Linked DNA regions of Homo sapiens: all the other regions are linked to region 1. Evidence: read pairs that join two places in POLR2A ChIA-PET (ENCODE). Cell type or tissue: OCI-LY7. All regions are shown on one strand. Each heading gives the region's core, and the rest is flanking DNA. Links, peaks and the distances in the headings are about the cores only.

Region 1 (7,527 bases), core at 1,756-6,755:
TGAGGTGTTCCAACACCTCAGTTTTGAAAAATATTTTGTGAGTGTTTTGATTTTTCAAAAGAAAGTTTTGCTCATCAGGTATGTATAGTAAATGATGTTGCATTATATCTATAAAGCCAAGCATAAAATAAATCTTTGCTTATTTCTAGGATTTTTGAACAAATATGATTTATTTAAAAATAATTGAACCAGTTTATGGGAATGTCAACAGAAAACTACTGTATTAAGTCCAAATTGGACATTAGTAATTTGCAGTATAGCAACATGGCTCAGTCTTTGCAGATCATTTTGTTTTCCAGAGTCAGTACCCACCAATGTTGCTACCTTCCTTCCCAGGCTAGGTACTGCTGTGACAATAATGCAAGTCGGCAGTGTTGCCTAAAGATGTGCAAAATCAAGAAGATGAAATTCATTAAATTTTTTTCCTAGTTATTTCTTCCCTCAACTCAATTGTTTTTTGACCTGGCCTGATGTTGTTTAGTGCTCTGCATGGACTACTGTAATTCAGCTCACAGAAGAACACACTTGAAAGAATAGTACTAAGGATTTGAAAAAAGGATGACTTCTGACATCATCAAAGTGTTCTCCTTTTCATGATTCTTTGGGCAGCTGGACAGAGCAGTATGTCCACTAGAATACTTGAGTCTGGTTTTGTGATTTCACAAGTAACACTTGCTCTTCAGTGACCTGAGTGAGGGTCACCCATGCCCAGTTATGTTCAGGGCCTGGCTGATTATATGTTTGGGATGTACGTAAATCAGCACTGTGCGCCTGTCACCCAGGCCAGAATAGTGTTTGAAGAAGAGTCATAGCTCCAAAATAACCTGAAAACTAAAAATATACATATATAAAAATACCTTGGATCTAAACTTAAGAGTTTTTTTTACACCGCATGTTCTCACTCATAGATGGGAATTGAACAATGAGAACACATGGACACAGGAAGGGGAACATCACACTCTGGGGACTGTTGTGGGGTGGGGGGAGGGGGGATGGATAGCATTAGGAGATATACCTAATGCTAAATGACGAGTTAATGGGTGCAGCACACCAGCATGGCACATGTATACATATGTAACTAATCTGCACGTTGTGCACATGTACCCTAAAACTTAAAGTATAATAATAAAAAAAAAGAGTTTTTTTTTAACTTAAAAATGGTTGAAATTTAAAATGTTGTAAAGTTGAAAAAGAGCCCCTTAGAAAGGAATGATTCAGCATTACTGATGGCATTTTAAAAAGGAAATGTATCTGTGAGACAGCTTTAGAAAAGTTTTGCAGCTTGGATACCGTAAACTATGCACTAATGAGCTTCAACCCATTTTCTTGCTTATTTTGTCAACCCTGACACCAAGGATAGTTACCAGCTGCTGAAGAAGCACTTTCTGGACATTGGGCAGCTTTTTCTTTTGGAGCCAACTCTATTCTTTTTCAGGGTTATAGTTAAATCATTCAACACAAAAATATGTACTTACACAGTTTTAGAGCTTGTCACATTGGTGACCTGATGAATGCCACTTAAATTACCTAGATTCATCTTTAAGCAGAATTGTTTTCCCTTCAGATGCTTAGAAAGATTGTTAGTTTCTTTTATATCTTTAAGTTCTAAATCACAAAATCATATGGCAAGAAAAACCCCAGATTTCTTTTCCAATCTATGAATAAACATAAAGAGACAGTTAATACTTAATTGATCTATCTGAACTATGATTTTTAACTTCTCTCATTGTTTTTATTTTTTTATTTTATTTTATTTTATTTTGAGATGGAGTCTCGCACTTTCACCCAGCCTGGAGTGCGGTGGTGTGATCTCGGCTCACTGCAAGCTCCACCTCCCGGGTTCACGCCATTCTCCTGCCTCAGCCTCCGGAGTAGCTGAGACTACACGCATTCACCACCACACCTGGCTAATTTTTCGTATTTTTAGTAGAGATGGGCTTTCACCTTGTTAGCCAGGATGGTCTCGATGTTTTTAAAGAAAAAATATTTACATTTATTATCAAATTAATCTTAAAATCTAAAATACATTAAGATATGCTTTTGGAAACTGTTTACAAACAACCTCAACAAATAAACATCATCGCTTTCAATCACATTTCTTTTTTTCTGGACCCAGTTGCTCTAACTTGCACTATCCCTTTTTTTTTTTTTTTTTTTTTTGAGATGGAGTTTCACTCTTGTTGCCCAGGCTGGAGTGCAATGGTGTGATCTCGGCTCACCGCAAATTCTGCCTCTTGGGTTCAAGTGATTCTTCTGCTTCAGCCTCCCGAGTAGCTAGGATTACAGGCATGCGCCACCACACCTGGCCAGTTTTGTATTTTTAGTAGAGATAGCGTTTCTTCATGTTGGTGAGGTTGGTCTTGAACTCCCGACCTCAGGTGATCCGCCTGCCTCAGCCTCCCAAAGTGCTGGGATTACAGGCGTGAGCCCCCACGCCCAGCCCCTTCTTTTTATTTGAAATCAAGATTTCGTCTCTGGCGAAGTTATTTCTCAGATATAACTTAGCAAGAATTTATCATCTTTTATCACATTCCCCATGTTTATGTGAACATGTATGACAGCGATGGTTTGAAGGTTTCTTCAGAACTTTCTGCTTGCAAATATTTTGCCCTATCATCCCCTTAAATATAGTTGTACTCATGGATATTGCTTTCCAAATTTGAAAATACGGTAATTAATTACTTGCATGTTGAAATATACATAAAGGACTTGCCCACACATAAGATTCCACCTGTAATTATGGCTTTGAGGAGAGGAGGGCATGAAGGGCTGCATAGTCTTAGTATTAAATAATTCATTACGCTAAAGGAGAATGCACGTAAAGTCAAGTGGCAGGAGATGCAATTGTGAAAGGGCCATGGCCACATTTTGTCTTGGGGATGTGGAGCCATTGAAAATAAATGAAACAGTCACTGTGTTTAATCTCACCAGTCTTCAAAACAATTCAGAGGGCTTACTGCTCATTTTTACTGATAAGAAGATAATAAAAATAATAAAGCATTGACTTAGGTACAAGGCTCCATTTAGAACTAGGTTCTTTACAAGCCTCACCTCTAATTCATGCAGCAATCCTTACTCAAGGTAGGTGTTTCTTGCATTATACAGAAGAGGAAACTGGGTCTTAGAGAGGTTTAGGTCTCTTCCCAGGGCCACAAAACTAAACGATGAAACTTGGAAGAAGCCCACTTTTTTTTCACTGCATCATACTACCTTGAATATGAAATATCTCTGCCAAGTCTACAAGTGCAGTATAGAAGGTTATGGTGATGGTCATAGTGGGTGGATTGAGGCTGTGTGGTGGGACAGACAGTGGCAGTAGGGATCGTGAGGAGGGGGCACGTCTAAGAGCTATTTGGGAGGTAGGGTGGAACAGGCATTGGATGTTACTATATGTGGAAAGTGAGGAAGACAGTGGAGCTGAGAATCTTCTCAGGCTGGATAGGAGGTGGTTCTATTTACAAAGGAAGGTATTATGGGGCAGAGCAGTTTTAGAGGGTGAAATTGATGCTCAAGTTACATGAGTTTCTGTTGTTTTTGACACAGGGTTTCTCTCTGTCACCCAGGCTGGAGTGCAGTGGTGCTGTTACAGCTCACCGCAACCTTAACTAACCATCCTGGCTCAAGTGATCCTCCCATCTCAGCCTCCCAAGGAGCTGGGAATACAGACCCATGCCACCATGCCTGGCTAATTTTTTTTTGAGACTGAGTCTCCCTCTGTTTCCCCAGCTGGAGTGCAGTGGCATGATCTCAGCCCACTGCAACCTTTGCCTCCTGGGTTCAAGTGATTCTCCTGCCTCAGCCTCCCAAGTAACTGGGACTACAGGAGCATACCACCATGCTTGGGTAATTTTTTTTTTTTTTTTTGAGCTGGAATCTCACTCTATCACCCAGGCTGGAGTGCAGTGGTCTGATCTCAGCTCACTGCAACCTCCACCTCCCAGGTTCAAGCGATTCTCCTGCCTCAGCCTCCTGAATAGGTGGGACTACAGGTGCCTGCCACCATGCCTGAATAATTTTTTTTTTTCCAAGACAGAATCTCGCTCTGTCGCCTAGGCTGGAGTGCAGTGGCGCAATCTCGGCTTACTGCAACCTCTGCCTCCCGGGTTCAAGTGATTCTCCTGCGTCAGCCACCTGTAGATGGGATTATAGGCGCGCGCCACCACGCCTGGCTAGTTTTTGTATTTTTTTTAGTAGAGACAGGGTTTCACCATGTTGGCCAGAGTGGTCTTGATCTTCTGACCTCGTGATCCACCCACCTTGGCCTCCGAAAGTGCTGGGATTATAGGCATGAGCCACCGCGCCCAGCCTAATTTTTGTACTTTTAGTAGAGAGAAGATTTCAAACATGTTGCCCAGGCTGGTCTGAAATTCCTGAGCTCGAGCGATCTGCCTGCCTTGCCCTCGTAAAGTGTGGAGATTACAGGCATGAGCCATTGTGCCCAGCCACATAAGTCCTTTTAATTCATGTTTTCTTTGCTGGGGAAGCGTACATTGCATGATGGATTCAGATCCTCAACTTTCTTTTTTTTCTTTTTTTGAGATGGGGTCTCATTTTGTCACCTAGGCTGGAGTACAGTGGTGTGATCGTGGCTTACTGCAGCCTTGACCTCCTGGGCTCAAGCAATCCTCATGCCTCAGCCCCCAAGTAGCTGGGACTACAGGTGCACACCGCCATGCCTGACTAATTTTTGTATTTTTTTTGTAGACACAGGGTTTTGCCATGTAAGCCAGGTTGGTCTAGAACTCTTGAGCTAAGGACAGTCCGCCTGTTTTGGCCTCCCAAAGTGCTAGGATTACAGGCTAACTTTCAATTTAATAAAAAAAATTAATTTGTGCAATTGGTTGTTATTTTATAGAAGCCTAATTTCTAGAATATGGGATATAAACAATTTAATAATGTTTTCACCAGTTAGTTTGATTGCTTTCTAAATTAGGAAAAATGAAAACAAATAAACGATGGGCAAAAAAGCTGACTGGGGACAGTAAGGTCTAAGAAGGCAGCCTAAGTGGAAAATTAGCCCTTACTCACCATTTAGGGTTATGGGGGCTGGGAGCAACAGTCCTCACTGCTCACTGACTAATCTTTATCAATCTTATTTAATCTTTATTGAAGATGCATTAGCATTTTTAATTTAAGTGGGTTTTTTTCCTCTTTTCTTTTGGTGGGGGGTGTGGGCGGCGGGGGAGTTTCAATATGTTGACCAGGCTGGTCTTGAACTCCTGGCCTCAAGCGATTCTCCCTCCTCAGCCTCCCAAAGTGCTGGGATTACAGGCATGAGCCATTGCACCCAGCCTTTTCTATTTTTCATTTCAAGAGTTTGCTTTTTAAGAATTAAAATTGTGTAATTATGACAGTTTTTATTGCAGTACTCCAAGCTAGAGAAAAGCATATATAAATTAATAGTTTTCCCTTCTTCTCCCACAGTTCTGTCTCTGTTGTTAACACTTTGCTGAGTATTCTTCTGTACTTGTTTTAAATGTCTTTAAACATATAGGCAGGGTTTTTGTGTGTGTGGTGTTTTTGGTTTTTTTTTTTTTGCTGTTTTTCTTCCTTTGTTTTTATAAAAACAGGATCTTGCAGCCTGGTGTTTTAAATTTAGTAGTATGTCCTTTCAAAAGGCAGGTATTTACGAGACAAAGCTGCATTTTTAAAGCACTGGTGAAGTGTGAAGAAAATGAGACCGATTAGGGAAGAAAACCCGAGAAGCTCAGAGTTTGGGTGACCCTGGGGATGTGGGAAGGTGGTGAAAATGGTACCCTGAGGGTAGCATGGATGGTAAGTGAAAGAGGAAAAGGTGTAGGTTTGCATAAAAGAAACTGATGGAATTTGGATGCCCAATAGCAGACCCAGGGGAATGATACCAGGGGAAAAGATGGACAGTTTTGTGGGTAAATTAGCAGTGATTTTGATTCCTTGTCTTGTTAGCTGCTGATGGAGATACGTGTATCAGCATAATACCTGGCTAGTTTCCATGGCCGGCAAGAGCCAGTCCTGCAGTGTGACCACATCCTGTCCATTCTGGGTCTTGGTGGCAAGCCAGGATGATTCAGGCAGTTGGGCTTTATTACGTTATCCCTTCTTTGCCCTCTGAAAGCTGAGTTTTGAAATAGTTAGGATCTTATACAACATCTCAGATTCAGCATGCTGTGCAGGAGGTGGGGAGAAAAGGGTACAAAAGAGGAAAATGTTCAGTGAAGGTGTTATTACAATGGAGGGGAATATGAAAGTGGAAATTGATACCTTTTCCTCTTGGGATTTAATTAAGTCTATAAAATTAAGGTGTTGCAATACATAATGTCTATGATTTTTTTTTACCAGCTCTAAATCTCTGAGATGGCTGTGTTTTAGAGCTGCATGTTCTGCTTATTTACTGCCTGTCCTTTACATTTCAAATTCATTCAATATTTTTCCAAAGTACAGAATAGTTTTGCCTAGTTGCAGTAATTTTCACCTAGACTTCAGGGATCTTCCATCAACTCTTTTATGTATTTTTTCTCCTTTGTTTTTCCACTCTGGTCACTCAGTTCTAGCCAAGATAGTCCACCTTATTTTAGCACTTGTACTATGTCTCTGTCTCTGTCTGTCTGTCTGTCTGTCTGTCTCTCTCTCTCTCTCTCTCTCTCTCTCTTTCTCTCTCTCTCTCTCTCTATATATATATATATATATGTAATTTTGAGATGGAGTCTCACTCTGTCGCTCTGACTGAAGTACAGTGGTGCGATTACAGCCCACTGCAGCCTTGACCTCACAGGTTCAAGTAATCCTCCCACCTCAGCCTCCAGAGTAGCTGGGACCACAGGTGCACACCACTATGCTGGCTATTTTTTTTTTTTTTAACCTGATTTTGTTTTTACTGGAGGCTCAGGTGGCCCAACTAATTTTTAGAAATTATTATTTGCAGAGATGAGGTTTTGTTATGTTGCTCAGGCTGGTCTTGAACTTCTGGGCTCAAGTGATTCTCCCACCTCAGCCTCCCAAAGTGTTGGGATTGTAGGTGTGAACTACTGTGCCTGGCCTTCTACATTTTTTTTTTAACCATTTCATAGTTCCCTTTTTCTTTGAACACTTGGTCCAAACTCACTTTTCTTCTGGATTCATATTTTCTGATCTCACCTATTATGTTATAGAACTGATATGTTACGTTTGTTTTCATTGATGCGTCTGTACTTGGCTTCAGAGAGCAGAACAAGGCCCTGTGAGTCACTGGGAGCCAGATTTTGGATCAAAATAAATCACTTTCTGACAAGTGTAGTTGTCTAGTAATGGAATGAGGCAGTCTTCTTAGGAAGTAATGAATTCCCTGTCACCAAAAGGGAGAAGCTAGTGAGCCACTTGCTGAGAATACTCTATGGGGAGTTGTCCTTAGGAAGGGGTATATCTAGAATGATCTCTAAGGTTCATTCTTATTCGGATTTCTTTGATTTTTATCATTCCAGGTGTTCCAAATAATTTGATAAGTTTATGTTTTTTATACTTTTCCCACCACCAGAGCAGTGTTTCCAACATGGTTAAATTGTTCTGCTTTAA
Region 2 (7,527 bases), core at 1,045-6,044, 730 kb before region 1:
CTCATGAACACATGATTTAATATTGGTTTCATGACATTAAGTTCCATTTATACATGCTGGAAACTCCCAAATTTATATCTAAAGTCCAGCTATAGCTCCCCAAATCCAGACCAAGACATTGAATTTCCTCTGTGGTGTCCCAGCAAGTTCTGGAGTATGGCACCTCCTCATGGATGTGTCCTTGGCACCTGGGGGCAGATTCCAAACAAGTCCACTTATTTTAAATGTCTCAGTAAACTCATTTTTATTTTTTTGAGACTGGGTCTCACTCTATTGCCCAGACAGGAGTGCAGTGGCACGATCTCGGCTCACTGCAACCTTCACCTCTGGGGCTCAAGCAATCCTCTCACCTCAGCCCTGCAGGTAGCTGGGAACACAGGCACGTGCCACCACGCCAGGCTAATATTTTGTATTTTTAGTAGAGACGGGGTTTTGCTATGTTGCCCAGGCTAGTCTCGAACTCCTAGGCTCAAGCAATCCGACTGCCTCAGCCTCCCACAGTGTTGAGATTACAGGTGTGAGCCGCTGTGCCCAGCCTCAGTAAACTTCTTTGCCACCCAGAGAGAAGGTTGTACCCTCTGTCAGGGTCTGGTTCAACCTCAGGCAGAGGGGGCTCATTTAGATTTGCCTTGACTCAGGCCTATCGGTTTTTTTTGTTTTTTGTTTTTGTTTTTGTTTTGGGGGGGACGGAGTCTCACTCTGTTGCCCAGGCTGGAGTGTAGTGGTGTGATCTCTGCTCACAGCAACCTCTGCCTCCTGGGTTCAAGCGATTCCCCTGCCTCAGCCTCCAGAGTAGCTGGGACTACAGGCATGCGCCACTATGCCTGGCTAAGTTTTTTAATTTTTAGTAGAGATGGGGTTTCACCATGTTAGCCATGATGATCTCGATCTCCTGACCTCGTGATCCGCCCGCCTCAGCCTCCCAAAGTGCTGGGATTACAGATGTGAGCCACGGCGCCCAGCCAACTCAGCCCTATAGTTAATGGCTGTTCCCTATAAATGTTTTTCTTATATTAAGAGTTTTGTTTTCATCACCTGGCATCAGATCCTCCATTATTCCAATTTCTTGTTATTGTTTGTGATAGGTAATCTTAGTTCAACTTAACTGGGCCAGGGTGCCCAGAAACTTGGTCAAACATTATTCTGGATACTACTATGAAGGTGTTTTTGGATGAGATTAATGGTTTTGTTTTTTGTTTTTTTTTGTGATGGAGCCTTGCTCTGTCACCCAGGCTGGAGTGCTGTGGCATGATCTCGGCTCACTGCAACCTTTGCCTCCTGGGTTCAAGCGATTCTCCTGCCTCAGCCTCCTGAGTAGCTGGGATTACAGGCGTGTGCCATCATGCCCATCTAATTTTTGTATTTTTAGTAGAGGCGACGTTTCACCATGTTGGTGAGGCTGGTCTCGAACTCCTGACCCTGTGATCCACCCACCTCGGCCTCCCAAAGTGCTGGGATTACAGTGCCTGGCGAGATTAACATTTTAATTGGTGGACTTCGAGTAAAGCAAATTACTATCCGTAATATGGGTGGGCCTCATCCAGTTTAAGGAGTTAATATAAAAAAGACTGACTTCCTCCTGAGCAAGAAGAAATTCTGCCAGCAGACTGCCTTTTGGCTTGAACTGTCTCTTCCCTGAGTCTCCAACCTGATGGCCCACAATAAAGATTTAGACTCCCCAGGCCTCCACAATTGTGTGAGCCAATTCCTTAAAATGTTTCTCTATCTATAACATATCCTATTAGTTCTGTTTCTCTGGAGAACCCTAATACATTATACTTTTTTTTTTTTTTTTGAGACAGTCCCTCTCTGTTGCCCAGGCTGGAGTGCAGTGGTGCGATCTCGGCTCACTGCAACCTCCGCCTCCCGGCTTCAAGCAATTCTCCTCCCTCAGCCTCCAGAGTAGCTGGGGTTACAGGCACGCGCCACCACGCCTGGCTACTTTTTGTATTTTTAGTAGAGATAGGGTTTCACCATGTTGTTCAGGCTGGTCTCAAACTCCTGACCTCATGATCTACCCACCTTGGCCTCCCAAAGTGCTGGGATTACAGGCGTGACCCACCACGCCCAGCCTACATTATTCTTTACATTCAACTACCCCAGTTCAAATTGCTGTGTGGTTTCTGTCTCCTGATTGGACCGTGATGAATACACTATTATTCTCTCCTGAACTCCCAATCCATATGTGCAGATGCTTACCCAGCATCTCTATCTGGATGTCTAAAAGGTGTCTCAAAAGCATCGCAAATTTGTTATCCCCAAAAGTAGCTCTTGATGCTCCTCCCACAAACTTTTCTTTTCTTTTTTTCCTTTTTTTTTTTTGAGATGAAGTCTCGCTCTTGTCCCCCAGTCTGAAGTGCAATGGTGCGATCTTGGCTTACTGCAACCTCCACCTCCCGGGTTCAAGTGATTCTCCAGCCTCAGCCTCTCGAGTAGCTGGGATTACAAGTGTGTACCACCACGCCCAGCTAGTTTTTTGTATTTTTAGTAGAGACGGGGTTTCACCATGTTGGCCAGGCTGGTCCTGAACTCCTGACTTCAGGTGATCCGCCTGCCTTGGCCTCCCAGAGTGCTGGGATTACAGGCATGAGCCACCGTGCCCAGCCAAACTTGTTTTCTTTTACAGCTTTTCCAATCTCAGTTAAAGGCAACTCCATTTTTCAGTAAGGCCTTCCCTAGCAACCCATTAATTGTAGTCAGCAGCCCCAACTATACTTTCAATCCCTCTTCTCTGCTGTTATTTTATTTTTTATTTTTATTTTTTTGAGCAGATTCTCACTCTATTGTCCAGGCTGGAGTGCAGTTGCATGATCTCGGCTCACTGTAGCCTCTGCCTCCCATGTTCAAGCAATTCTTCTGCCTCAGTCTCCCCAGTAGCTGGAATTACAGGCGCCCACCACTAAACCTGGCTAATATTTGTATTTTTAGTAGAGATGAGGTTTCACCATGTTGGTCAGGCTGGTCTTGAACTCCTGGCCTCAAGAGATCTGCCTGCCTCAGCCTCCCAAACTGTTGGGATTACAGGCATGAGCCACCACACCCGGCCATTTGCTATTATTATTTATTTTTTTTTGAGACAGTCTTGCTCTGTCACCCAGGCTGGAGTGCAGTGGCACAATCTTGGCTCACTGCAACCTCCGCCTCCCAGGTTCAAGCAATTCTTCTGCCTCAACCTCCCGAGTAGCTGGGATTACAGGTGCATGCCACCACGCCTGGCTAATTTTTGTATTTTTAGTAAAGACGTTTTCACCATGTTGGCCAGGCTGGTCTCGAACTCCTGACCTTGTGATCCACCCTCCATGGCCTCCCAAAGTGCTGGGATTACAGGCGTGAGCCACTGCATCCCGCCACTATTATTGCTATCTAATTACTATATTTATTACGTATGTTTATTATGTAACTCCTCCACTGGAATATAAACTATGAGAGCAATAATTTAACGTGTATTTTAGGGCCGGGCACAGTGGCTCACGCCTGTAATCCCAGCACTTTGGGAGGCCGAGTTGGGCAGATCACGAGGTCAGGAGATCGAGACCATCCTGGCTAATATGGTGAAACCCCATCTCTACTAAAAATACAAAAAATTAGCCAGGCATGGTGGCACGCACCTGTAGTCCCAGCTACTCGTGAGGCTGAGACAGGAGAATCACTTGAACCTGGGAGGTGGAAGTTGCAGTGAGCCAAGATTGCACCACTGCACTCCAGCCTGGTGACAGAGTGAGACTCCGTCTCAAAAAAAAAAAAAAAAAAAAAAAAAAAAAGAATTTCATGGTTTTTGTTTTGTTTTTTTGAGATGAAGTCTCACTCCTGTCCCCCACGCTGTAGTGCAGTGGCATGATCTCAGCTACTGCAACCTCCGCCTCCCGGGTTCAAGCGATTCTCCTGCCTCAGCCTCCCGAGTAGCTGGGATTACAGGCACCTGTCACCACACCCAGCTAATTTTTGTATTTTTAGGAGAGACAGGGTTTTGCCATGTTGGCCAGGCTGGTCTTGAACTCCTGACCTCAAGTGATGCACTCGCCTTGGCCTCCCAAAATGCTGGGATTACAGGCCTTCTCCTTTTTAATGATATATTTTGATGACCAGAAATTCTTAATTTTTATATAGTCAATTTTTTTATAGCAAAACACCTGTGAACATAGTCAAATTTATCACTTATCCTTTATAATTTAAATGTCTTAAGAAAACTTCCCTTTCCCAAGTTAATAAGTACATTTTGTATTTTCTCCTAAAAATTATGTTTCATCTTTCACATTTAGGTTGCTAAGCCACCAAGAATTGATTTTTCTGTATGGTGTGAGGTAGGGTTCAAATTTTCACCCCTTACTCAGAAGGCTCTTTTTTTCTACATAATGGTTTTGGTTTGATCTCTCTGCTTTCTGAAGTCTCTTATCCTATGAAACACTATCAAGATTCTACAACAATGAAGCAAAACAAAGTATCAATCCCACAGTTTTATTTGTAAAGAACAAAGCATGAAAAGTCATATTTAAATGTACTCCCAAACCTGAAAAACCCACGTCAGTTTGTCTGATATGTATGTTAAAGTGCTTAATATCACAATACTCTTTCAAATTTTATATTATGTTCAGATGAGAAAAAAAATCCAGTTCTGATGCATTTTGCTAACAATACAAAGAAAAACAATATAATTTAAATTCAGAAAAGCTAATTAAAAAAAAGATACACAGGTTACATTTATACATGGTTCAAGTGTAACACAGAGCATTCTAAATGTTTCACACCCTCATTTGATTGACAACAGGAACTCCTTACTATACTTCTCTACTGTTGACAAGATTTGGTGTTTAGAATCAAGATTGGATTCACACACAAGTACATTCAGGTAAATTAGAACAAATATGATTCCCTCCTACATAACCCAAGGATACCCTGGATCCCTTCGAATGAGGAAAAATTTTATTTGAGGTTTTTTTTTTTTCCTCTAGCTTGATGTGATATATCTCTGAAGTCAATCTTTATCTTGTCCTTGAGAGGGTGAACAGCTCCAATCAGATTTTGGAGAGGAGGTTCTCCTTAGATTCTTTTGATCACACTACATCAGCAACCTCTTCAAAAAGCTTAGAATTCAGTTGATTCAAGGGATTTATAAATTTATTTTAATAGGAATAAAGGACCTAGTAGTTTATTATCCTTTTCTGTCTCCTATTTATGCTAAACAGTAAAGTAATAAATACTTATATAAGAAACAGACTTCAAAAGACATGGATGACTTGGAAATAGGATTCACTTTATAAAAGTAGAGAAGGGCTCAAGACTCTCAATCAGTGAAGGTGTGTTAATACTGAAATATAAATAGCTAAAGTTCAGATTGTCTTTTCAACATAGTGAAAAGGATACACTAGTTTCTGTAAACCTCACAGAAAATATTCACAGTTCCCTAAATGAAAAATTGTAATCTTTAGCAGAAAGAAGATATTTCATTATGAAGAGCTACACTCCTAATGTTGTGAAATAAATATTTCCCTGGAAATTTGAGGTCCTTGTCTGTCACCTCATGTTTCAAAATACCTTAGGGATGTCAACATATACTACACATAAGCTGTTGTATAGTCTTGAACCTCTTTTTCACTTACATTTACATATAACAGTGCTTTATTGCCAAAAAAGGAAATATGAGCAGTTCAGTATTTCCCCCATATCATTCATATAGTGTGATAGAAGTTCATTAAAATAATTTTTTAAAAAGCCATGTGAAAGTAAATACCACAAGGTTACAAAAGGTACAAAAATGTGTGAAACATTTAAATTTCAGAGGGAAATCCACACTTCTGCAAGGTTGAAGTTTCTCATATCAAATTCTCATTCCCAGTGGAAAACAAGGTGGGGAGGGTTGGGAGGTTTTTGTCCTCAGTAGCCTGCTTTTTCCCACGTAGGACTCCACTTTATACTACTTCACACTGACTCGCAGTCATTTTTAAGGCATATGACTCCCGACCAGGGCACAGATCTCACACATGCTTCCAACATCAGTGTAATGCCACTGTGTCATAAAGGTCAAGATTAGGGGTTTCATGACATATGAAAAACTTTGGGAAAATAAATTTTTCAAGAGGTAATACTTTTGGCAATTTAATTTTAAAACAACTTCTTCACCAGCTATTACTATGCAAAAATAATCATTATGGTCCCAGCATTTAATTTATTTGCAGGAAAAAAACAAATTAAATATTGATTTTTTTATTTACTTTGAGATGTAATCCTAAAGCAATGTATTAATTTAAAAAATTACCACAGCAGAAAAGATGCCTCTATGTGGGTATGGTCCTTCCAAAAGTCAGCTTAAAAGTCAAGCATTTATTCTAAGCATTCTGCTACTACTGTTGTGCTCAAACTTTTGGTATAACTTAGAGACACTTATGAGCCACATAAAAACTAAGTCCTTTGTTTTGTTTTTTTGAGATGGGGTTTCCCTATGTTACCCAGGCTGGACTCAAACTCCTGGGTTGAAGTGATCCTCCTGCCTTGGCTTCCCAAGCAGCTGGGACTACAGGTGTGTACTGCCATGCCCAACATGTCTTATTTCTTTATAACTGCACTTCTTATGTGACCCCAAACTCAGCTTAAGCATCCTTTTCATTGATCAAACTTGGATCCTAAGGACTATTTCCAAATATTTAAATTTATTCTTAAAGGCCAAGATTGACTGCCATTGGGAATATTCAAAAGAATGGGGGTACTGGCCATTCAAGCAGCTCACACAAGGAGGGCCCCACATGTTTATAGCACAGGCTGTATCAACGGAATAAGTACATGGGCTCACAAGGTGACTGAAGGACCCATCATCCAAGAGGATGTGTCAGTTCTGATGTGTTTTTTTTAAATCATCATTTCACCATTATAGTAATATTACACAAAGGCATGAAGATGAAACTTCAGGTGTAACTTTTTTGGGGGTATTACTTTTTAAAGTAATGGTTTTATTCATAGGCCGCAAATCCAACTTTGGCTGCAGTTTTTTTCTTTTTTTTTTTTTGAGACGGAGTCTCGCTCTTGTCACCCAGGTTGGAGTGCAGTGGCACAATCTCGGCTCACTGCAACCTCCACCTCCTGTGTTTAAACGATTCTCCTGCTTCAGCCTCCTGAGTAGCTGGAATTACAGGCCCTGCCACCACCCCCCCGCTAATTTTTGTCTATTTTTTTTTTTTAGTAGAGACGGGGTTTCACCATGTTGGCCAGTCTGGTCTTGAACTCCCGACTGACCTCAGATGAACCACCCGCCTCAGACTCCCAAAGTGTCAGGATTACAGGCGTTAGCCACCGTACCTGGCCTGCTCCCAGTTTTTACAAGATGTTAATTCCCAATAATCTGAGAGCAATGTGTTAATATGAATATTAATTCTTCTAAATGAATATTCATCCTTATTTCCTACTTGTATAGGTGGATGAATAAAGATCCAATAGTATAATAGAAAGACTATTAGTAAGAATGCCGGAAGGTCAGTCTCATGCAGCCTGGTGAAATAAAACAAACAAACAAACATGAATTCTAGAGCTTGTGTTGTC
Region 3 (7,527 bases), core at 1,045-6,044, 95 kb after region 1:
GGCTTCTTTTACTTAGCATAATGTTTTGCAATTCAGCCATGTTGTTGGATATGTCAGTAGTTTACTCCTTTTTATTGCCGATTAGTATTCCATTGTATGGATATGCCACAACTTGGTTTTTTATTCACCAATTGATGGATATTTGAAATGTTTGCATTTTGGCTGCTATGAACATTTGTGTGTAAATCTTTATGTGATCACGTGCTTTCATTTGTCTTGGATAAATAAATACCTAGGAGTGGAATGGTTGGATTGCATGGTAGGAATATGCATATAGTAATTTATTTTTATTGCATTTCACAAATAAAAAGCATTAGCCCACAAGGATTAGAAATAAAACTCTCCCAGGCCGGGAGCAGGGGCTCATGCCTGTAATCCCAGCACTTTGGGAGGCTAAGGTGGGCTGATCACCTGATGTCAGGAGTTCAAGGCCAGCCTGGCCAACAAGGTGAAACCTCATATCCACTAAAAATACAAAAATTAGCTGGGTGTGGTGGTGCATGCCTGTAATCCCAGCTACTCAGGAGGCTGAGGTAGGAGAATCACTTGAACCTGGGAGATGGAGGTTGCAGTGAGCCGAGATCACGCCACTGCACTCCAGCCTGGGAGACAGAGCAAGACTCCTTCTCAAAAAAAAGAAAGAAGGAAAGAAAACTCTTCCTTCAGCAAATGTATTTTGAAAAGTACTAGCCTAAGTTAAATGCCCAACAGTGTTCACAGCTACATTGTTTATAATAGCAAAAGACTGGAAACAATCCAATCATCCATTGTCAAGAGAATGGATTATTAATATGAAGTATATATCCAGTAGACTACTTTATAACAATGAAAACTACATTGATGTAGCTGCAGTTTATCTACTACATTAATGTAGCTGCAGCTACATTAATCAGAATGAATAAACGGAATTTAAAGTTGAGTTCCAAAAGCAAATTGCAAAAGAGTGCATATGGAAGGATTTCATCATATGAATTTTACAAACAGTATTTTACTACAATATTAAATAGCATTTTATTTACAGAAACATACATATATGGTAAACTATAAAGAAAATGGTGATACAAAATGCAGGATAGTGTTTACTTGGGGAGTGGCCGAAGGTACAATGAGAGAGATAGGACCAAGGAGGACAGACAGAGGCCTTTGAGGCTAGTGGGTCTTGGTCCCGTTCTTAAACTATAGGAATTCATTTTAATGTTACATTTTGTGTTTATATTTTGTCATAAATTTTTTGTGCATATTCAATATGTAACCACAAAATACAAAAAAACTCTCAACAGTTGACAAGGGAGTTTATTAAGCAAATAGAGGTACCAATTACAAACCATCAGGGTTAGAAAAAAAATCCAGGCTTTAAGTAAATATAAATCTAAGTAATAGGCTATTGACTATTATCTTAGAAAAACTTGGGGTATTACACCAGGTTATCACAGAATATTTAGTTGAGAAGTATGGAAAATATGATATGCTATTTATTTGAATGATACTCGGTAGGCATGTAATGTGATGATTAAATCAGTTAAGAATATGTGATAGATTTTTTTTAAAAAAACATCTCATTTAAAATGCATGTCTTTTGTTTTTATGATTATTGAAAAATGGTTTTCAGAATACAAAATGAGAATCAAAAATTGGTAATTAGATATTCTGTGTTTCTCAAATGGACGGACTTTATAATTGGGTGGAGTTATGTTAAAAGCTAGAAAAACTGAAGAAGTTAAGAAAGAATTGAAAATTCCCATTAAGAGAAAAAAGAAAAAGCTGCAACCTTTGCTAATATAAACCGTAAGAGCCTATGCCTCTTGAAATTTCTCTGTGTTTGTCTTTGTACATTTTTAATGACTTAATGAGAAAAAAGATTCATCAGGACTCCTTTCCTAGCAGGAGGTTTAGTGTTTCACAAATGAGTAGGGAGCTGCTCTCATAATGAGGTAAACGGCCACCTGATTCTTGGATAAGTCCAAGGAAAACCTTTACACCAGAGGAAGCAACAGCTTGCCAGTGTTCAATCTGAGACTTTCCAAGGTCAGAAGAGAGGAGGATTGGTATTGATATTTAATAAGCATTTACTGTGTCCAAGGCATTTTGGTACGAATTTTATATCTCTTATCTGATATCCTTGCCTTTTAGGACTAGGCTGTTTTTACCTTTAAGGTAGATGTTATTATTCTCATTTTACACATGAGGTAACTGAAACATAGAACTTAAAAACCTTGCCAAACATTTCAGAGGAGGCAGATTTAAACCCAGATGCATTTGCATTAAACCCCAATGGATTTGATTCCAAAGCACGTCGTCTTTCTGCTAATAATAGCCAACAGTCATTGAGTACTTACTATATTTATACCAAGGTCTGTTCCAAGTGATACATAGATTTTCTCTTTTAAGCCTCGTGGCAGTATGAGAAAGAAGCTATTATTATCCCCATTTTACAGATGAAAAAATGGAGTCACAGAATGTTATGTAATTTGCCCAATGTCACACAGTAAGTGGCAGAGTTGGTCCACCTCAGGAGCCCACACTCTTAACCTCTTTTGGCCTTTTATGAGTACATCTGCCCTTTCAAGGATCAGGCTTGAGTCTGTCAGGGAGGCCTCATGTCTCCTATTAACTTTTGAGCCATACGCATCATGGAAACTGGTTTCTCCTGGCTGGGTACTTCTGAGTTGCCTGGCCTCCTGTGAGCTCTTCTTTTCTAATTGAATCTACTCTCTAAGACTCTTTGCTGCTGGAATATGCAGCAGTAGTTTGAGAGACACTTCTCAGTCAGTTCTAACATGTTTAGCTAGGTTCTTCCTATTTTTTGTGCTTCATCAGATCATTTGGGCTCAGTGTTTTCTTTCTTTTTATTTTTTTCTTTTTTTTTGAGACAGTATCTCACGTTGTTGCCCAGGCTGCAGTGCAGTGGTGCAATCTCAGCTCACTGCAACCCTGCCTCCTGGGTTCAAGCGATTCTCCTGCGATTCTCCTGCCTCAGCCTTCAGAGTAGCTGGGATTACAAGCACCTGCCATCACAGCCGGCTAATTTTTGTATTTTTAATAGAGATGGGGTTTCACTATGTTGGTCAGGTGGACCTTAGGTGATCCACCTGCCTCAGCCTCCCAAACTGCTGGGATTACAGACGTGAGCCACCGCGCCCAGTCTGGGCTCAGTGTTTTTCAGTGGAATAAGGATGAATCATTAGAAGAGCTTTCATACCTCTTAAACTCTCAAATTCCATGCCTTAATAAGGATTTTTATTAATACTTCATTTAAAACAAACAGTAATTAAGCATCATTTTAACCATTTGATGTGATTATAACTCATATGCTTTCTACTCCAAAAATATTTGAAGTAGAAGAAACCAATACAATGGGATAAACACAAAAAAATGCAGAACAATGTAGAGAAAACAGAGATAATTATACAAAACCTTAAGGTATTTTCGTTATTGCTGTTGAGCATTTAATGCTGAATTTCCTGGCAGCTGAGGCAACAGAAAGGTAATTGGTCAGATAATTTTTGTTATATGTTCAAATAAAGTAAACTAGTTCATTGGGGAGGATAGGGTACCATGTCAGGCCACTAGCCAACCCTTTTCTTCCTACAAGTTAAATTATATCTGAATATCCTCTGGAGCACTCAGATCTTAAAATACTTTAGAAGAGACTGTAAAGAACTGCCAGTGATTGTCTTTAAAGAGGCGTCATGGCAGTGCTGTAATTCTTGCTTAGCAACACTTATATCTAAGCTTTCTTCTCTGAGGGAAAGGCCAGGTTCTAGGTCACTCCCTCACTTTGTTCCAGTCTCTGCCCAAAGGTCACCTCTTCCCTGACTGCCCTTTCTATATGAGGTTCCCACCGAACGCATCTGGGTTGCCCTCTATCCCTGTCCAACATAGTAGTCACTAGCCATATATGACAATTAAAATTAATTAAATGACAAAATAAAAAATTCAGTACTTTGGTCATACCAGCCACATTTCAAAAGCTCAGTAGCCATGTGTGGCAACTGGGCATATTGGCAACACAGATACGTCATCGCAGAAAGTTCCACTGGGCACTGCTAGCCTATGCTCTTGCCTTAACTTTTTCAACACTATGCCATGCCATGCACCTATTGATTTGTTTATGTTCCACTAGAATACATGCTCTGGATCACAGAGTTTTTTTTTTTTGTTTTCCCAGAACATAGCTGAATCCTCAGTGCCTAAAGCAGTGCCTGACATAGTACAGTGCTTTGTAAATACTTGCCGAGTGAATGAACAACAAATGAATGAATGAATTTTAGTATTATTTTGCAGTTTCAAATCAAAAGTATTTTGTCTAATGTCCCTGGGTGACCTAGTACACGTTCTGCCACAGTTTTTGAGATGAAAGAACGAAAATTCTGTGATCAAAGAGAACATTTTAAAGATAAAATGATATTAAATATACTAGTCAAAATTTTATTTCTTTTATCTTTTATATTATGAAGAATAATGGGTACGAAATTTCTGTTTATCAATTAACGTATCATCCTGAATATGAACACAGAAAATATCAATTTTCTTTGCATTAAGAAGTCATGTAAGTAGAAGGAGAAAACAAAGTACTTATTACATAGCTAACTGGACTTACAGTCACATCTAATTTAAAGCAAATTTGCTCCATGCAATGGAATATACTAAAAGTAATATTGTGCAATTATAGCTACAGACATGATAGGAAATCATAATACATTCTAAAAGTATATAGAAAAATGTCAGTTTACTTCAACTTATTTTAAACAAAAATTACCCATGAAATGATTGCAGTACCTAAAAAGAATTTGCAATCTGAACAAAATATAACTAGAAGCACGACTACCCTATATCTCCTATAAATACAGATTGAAGCTAGTTTTGTGATTTCAGCCAAAGATGCAGCTTCAGTAACCTTGAAAAACATTGTTTCCTTTCTATTGGGCCTGGCTTTGTCAGGAGATACTCAGGAGGTGATGGTGAAAGGAGGTACCTGGTGGAGCCAGACGAGTCGGGTAAATCAGCTTTAACAAGCAGCCAGATGATAGATGTCAGTTGGGTGTCATGCCCAATTCTAGTTGCTGACAATTAGGAATTAGATTAAAATAGGAGTGTTTTCTCCTTCACCCTCCCTTTCTTAAAAGCAGCCATTTTCTGAGTAGTGTTAGTTCTTAGTTCTCAGTGGATTTGCAAATGCAGATCATGAGGCACCTCTAGCTTGGGCAGGATTGGTGTTATTTTGCTATTTCAAGTAAAAAACATGATGGTTAGTGTCCTTGGATAACCTCATATACTTTCATTGTTTTTCAAATCAGGTCCAGTGAAGGGCCAAGTTCTTCATAAATATCATGGCTAATTTTGGAAACCCATATGTTCAGTTAAGGTTTCTGAAACTGGAATAAATATGAATGGAGGATTTATCAACATTTGGATATTTGCAATTTCAATTCTTGATTCTTTTTTGAAAATCTATTCTGGGTCTACATCTGAAATGTTTATCTCCTTTGGTGCTAGATCCAGAGTACAATTTTTGAAAACTTTAAATCAAGGGTGGAACAATAAATTCACTTGCTCTTAAGACTTTAGGGGTTGTTTTAGCTGCCAAGAGAGCATTGCCTGTGTGCTGCGAAAAATACGAGAGCCACAGAATGGCCAAATTATTGCTTTTACTCAGGCAGAGTGAAGAAAATGGCCCTGTGACAGACATTTCCAGTTTCCTGTACATAGAAATGGGGAAACAGTTGTGAAAAAAAAAAAAAAGCCAGCTGGGGTTCTTGACACACAGTTCATGCTAATTTTAAATTGTACTAATACTTGACTATATAGTGAGGGATCCTTTGCAGGATGATGATCTGTTGAAGACTCAGCAGGCCACTGTGGGGAGAGGGAGAGAGGCTGTCAGAACCTTCCCCTCCAGAGGCCTTTTAATGGATACTGAATTCAGAATTGACCTCACAGAATCTGATCATTACTGATGCAAGAGCAAAGTCAACATCATCTGCAAAGATAATTTCTCATCTATTCATGAGTACCTGTGCTTATCACCACATCTGGAAATCTGACTACTCAAATAAGAATTTCTGTCGAGAGACTGAACAAGCCAGGCACCAGGAATATTTTACTCTGTATGTACAGATGGACATCGATACTGGAATATTTCTGTCTCACTGATGCTTAGGGACCATCTTTTGATTTTGATCCGTGTCAAGATTCTAAGGCAGTTTAACTAAGACATGGGTTTTCAGTGTTTTTTTGTTTTTGTTTTTGTTTTAATTTCTGTTTCTGTGAGTGTAATTTAGGGAGGAGTACCAGCTTGTTTTTTATAAGTTGTTTCTTACAATGATTAACACATAATCTTTTCTGCCTTAAGGTTTATAACAAATGTGAAACTAAGTTTCACAGGTTAATTCCAGCCTAATCTTTTCATAGATGATAGCGTAGCCCAGAAGCAATATGCTGTGACATTTTATTTTATTTTATTTTTGAGACAGAGTCTTGCTTTGTTGCCCAGGCTGGAGTGCAGTGGCATGATCTCGGCTCACTGCAACCTCCATCTCCCAGATTCAAGTGATTCTCCTGCCTCAGCCACCCAAGTAGCTGGGATTACAGGCATGCACAAGCACGCCCAGCTAATCTTTGTATTTTAACAGAGACGGGGTTTTGCCACGTTGGCCAGACTGGTTTCGAACGCCTGACCTCAAGTGATCCACCACCTCAGCCTCCCAAAGTGCTGGGATTACAGGCGTGAGCCACCGTGTCCAGCCTACCGTGACATTTTAAATTTCAAAATGTAATAAAATCACAAGTTATGCCAGAAAGCCACCGTACTTCTCATTGAATATAGTATCTCCTTGGTGTTCATGTCCTTATGTTCTTATATAACTCTGTGTGCCAGTGTTTCACCAAATCTATCAACTCTTTTAAGGCAGAGACTACATTTATTTATTTTTTAACTTTTTGTTTGAAATAACAAAACTTTCTGATAACTTCAGACTTAGAAAAAAGTTGCCCCAAAATACTACACTGATTTTCATGTACCCTTGATACAGCTTCCCCAGATGTTACCATCTTACATAATCATAGTACAGTGAAGGAAACAGAAATTGACGTTGATACAATAGCATCACTAACTAACCTAAATAACTTATTTCAGTTTGCCGATTGTCCTACTAGTGTCCTTTTTAAAGTCCAGGATCCAATCTAGAATCCCATACAACACTTACTTGTCACGTCTTGTTAGTCTCATCTAGTCCGGAGGAGTCTTTCTATAATTTTCACGACTTAATACTTTTGAAGAGTCCCGACCAGTGATTTTGTACAATGTCCCCAGTTTGGGTTTGTCTGATGTTTTCTTAGGATAAGAATTAGCTTATGCATTTTTGACAACAATACCACTGAAGTGATGTTGTGCCCTTCCCAATGTTTTTTGTTGTTGTTGTTTTTGTTTTTGTTTTGGAGAAGGGGTCTCCATCTGTTGCCCTGCCTGGAGTGCAGTGGCACAATCTCAGCTCACTGCAACCTCCGTCTCTCGGGTTCAAGTGATTC

What was found. Peaks named below come from ENCODE experiments on the same cell type or tissue, not always from the same donor. Only the 100,000 strongest peaks of a DNase experiment are listed, where the experiment ranks them.
Region 2: POLR2A ChIA-PET joins it to region 1 with 7 read pairs; 2 of 35 experiments call an interaction of 5 or more read pairs at or near these places.
Region 3: POLR2A ChIA-PET joins it to region 1 with 7 read pairs; 4 of 35 experiments call an interaction of 5 or more read pairs at or near these places.

The regions. Positions count from the first base shown.
Region 1 is chr12:32,109,864-32,117,390 of GRCh38, forward strand. All of the region lies in intron 1 of BICD1 (BICD cargo adaptor 1), which reads left to right. Among named protein-coding and RNA genes, the nearest start is that of BICD1-AS1, 6.2 kb to the left of the region's middle. In OCI-LY7, for the core only: no CTCF peak of the experiment used is centred there; DNase peaks (open chromatin) are centred at 4,688 and 6,008; H3K4me3 peaks cover 1,510 bases; H3K27ac peaks cover 2,198 bases.
Region 2 is chr12:31,377,787-31,385,313 of GRCh38, forward strand. It overlaps DENND5B (DENN domain containing 5B), which reads right to left. Exons shown (of 21, transcript NM_144973.4): 21 at 4,440-7,527. Among named protein-coding and RNA genes, the nearest start is that of LINC02387, 12 kb to the left of the region's middle. In OCI-LY7, for the core only: no CTCF peak of the experiment used is centred there; no DNase peak of the experiment used is centred there.
Region 3 is chr12:32,205,977-32,213,503 of GRCh38, forward strand. The region is part of intron 1 of BICD1 (BICD cargo adaptor 1); the gene reads left to right. Among named protein-coding and RNA genes, the nearest start is that of BICD1-AS1, 100 kb to the left of the region's middle. In OCI-LY7, for the core only: no CTCF peak of the experiment used is centred there; no DNase peak of the experiment used is centred there; H3K27ac peaks cover 1,311 bases.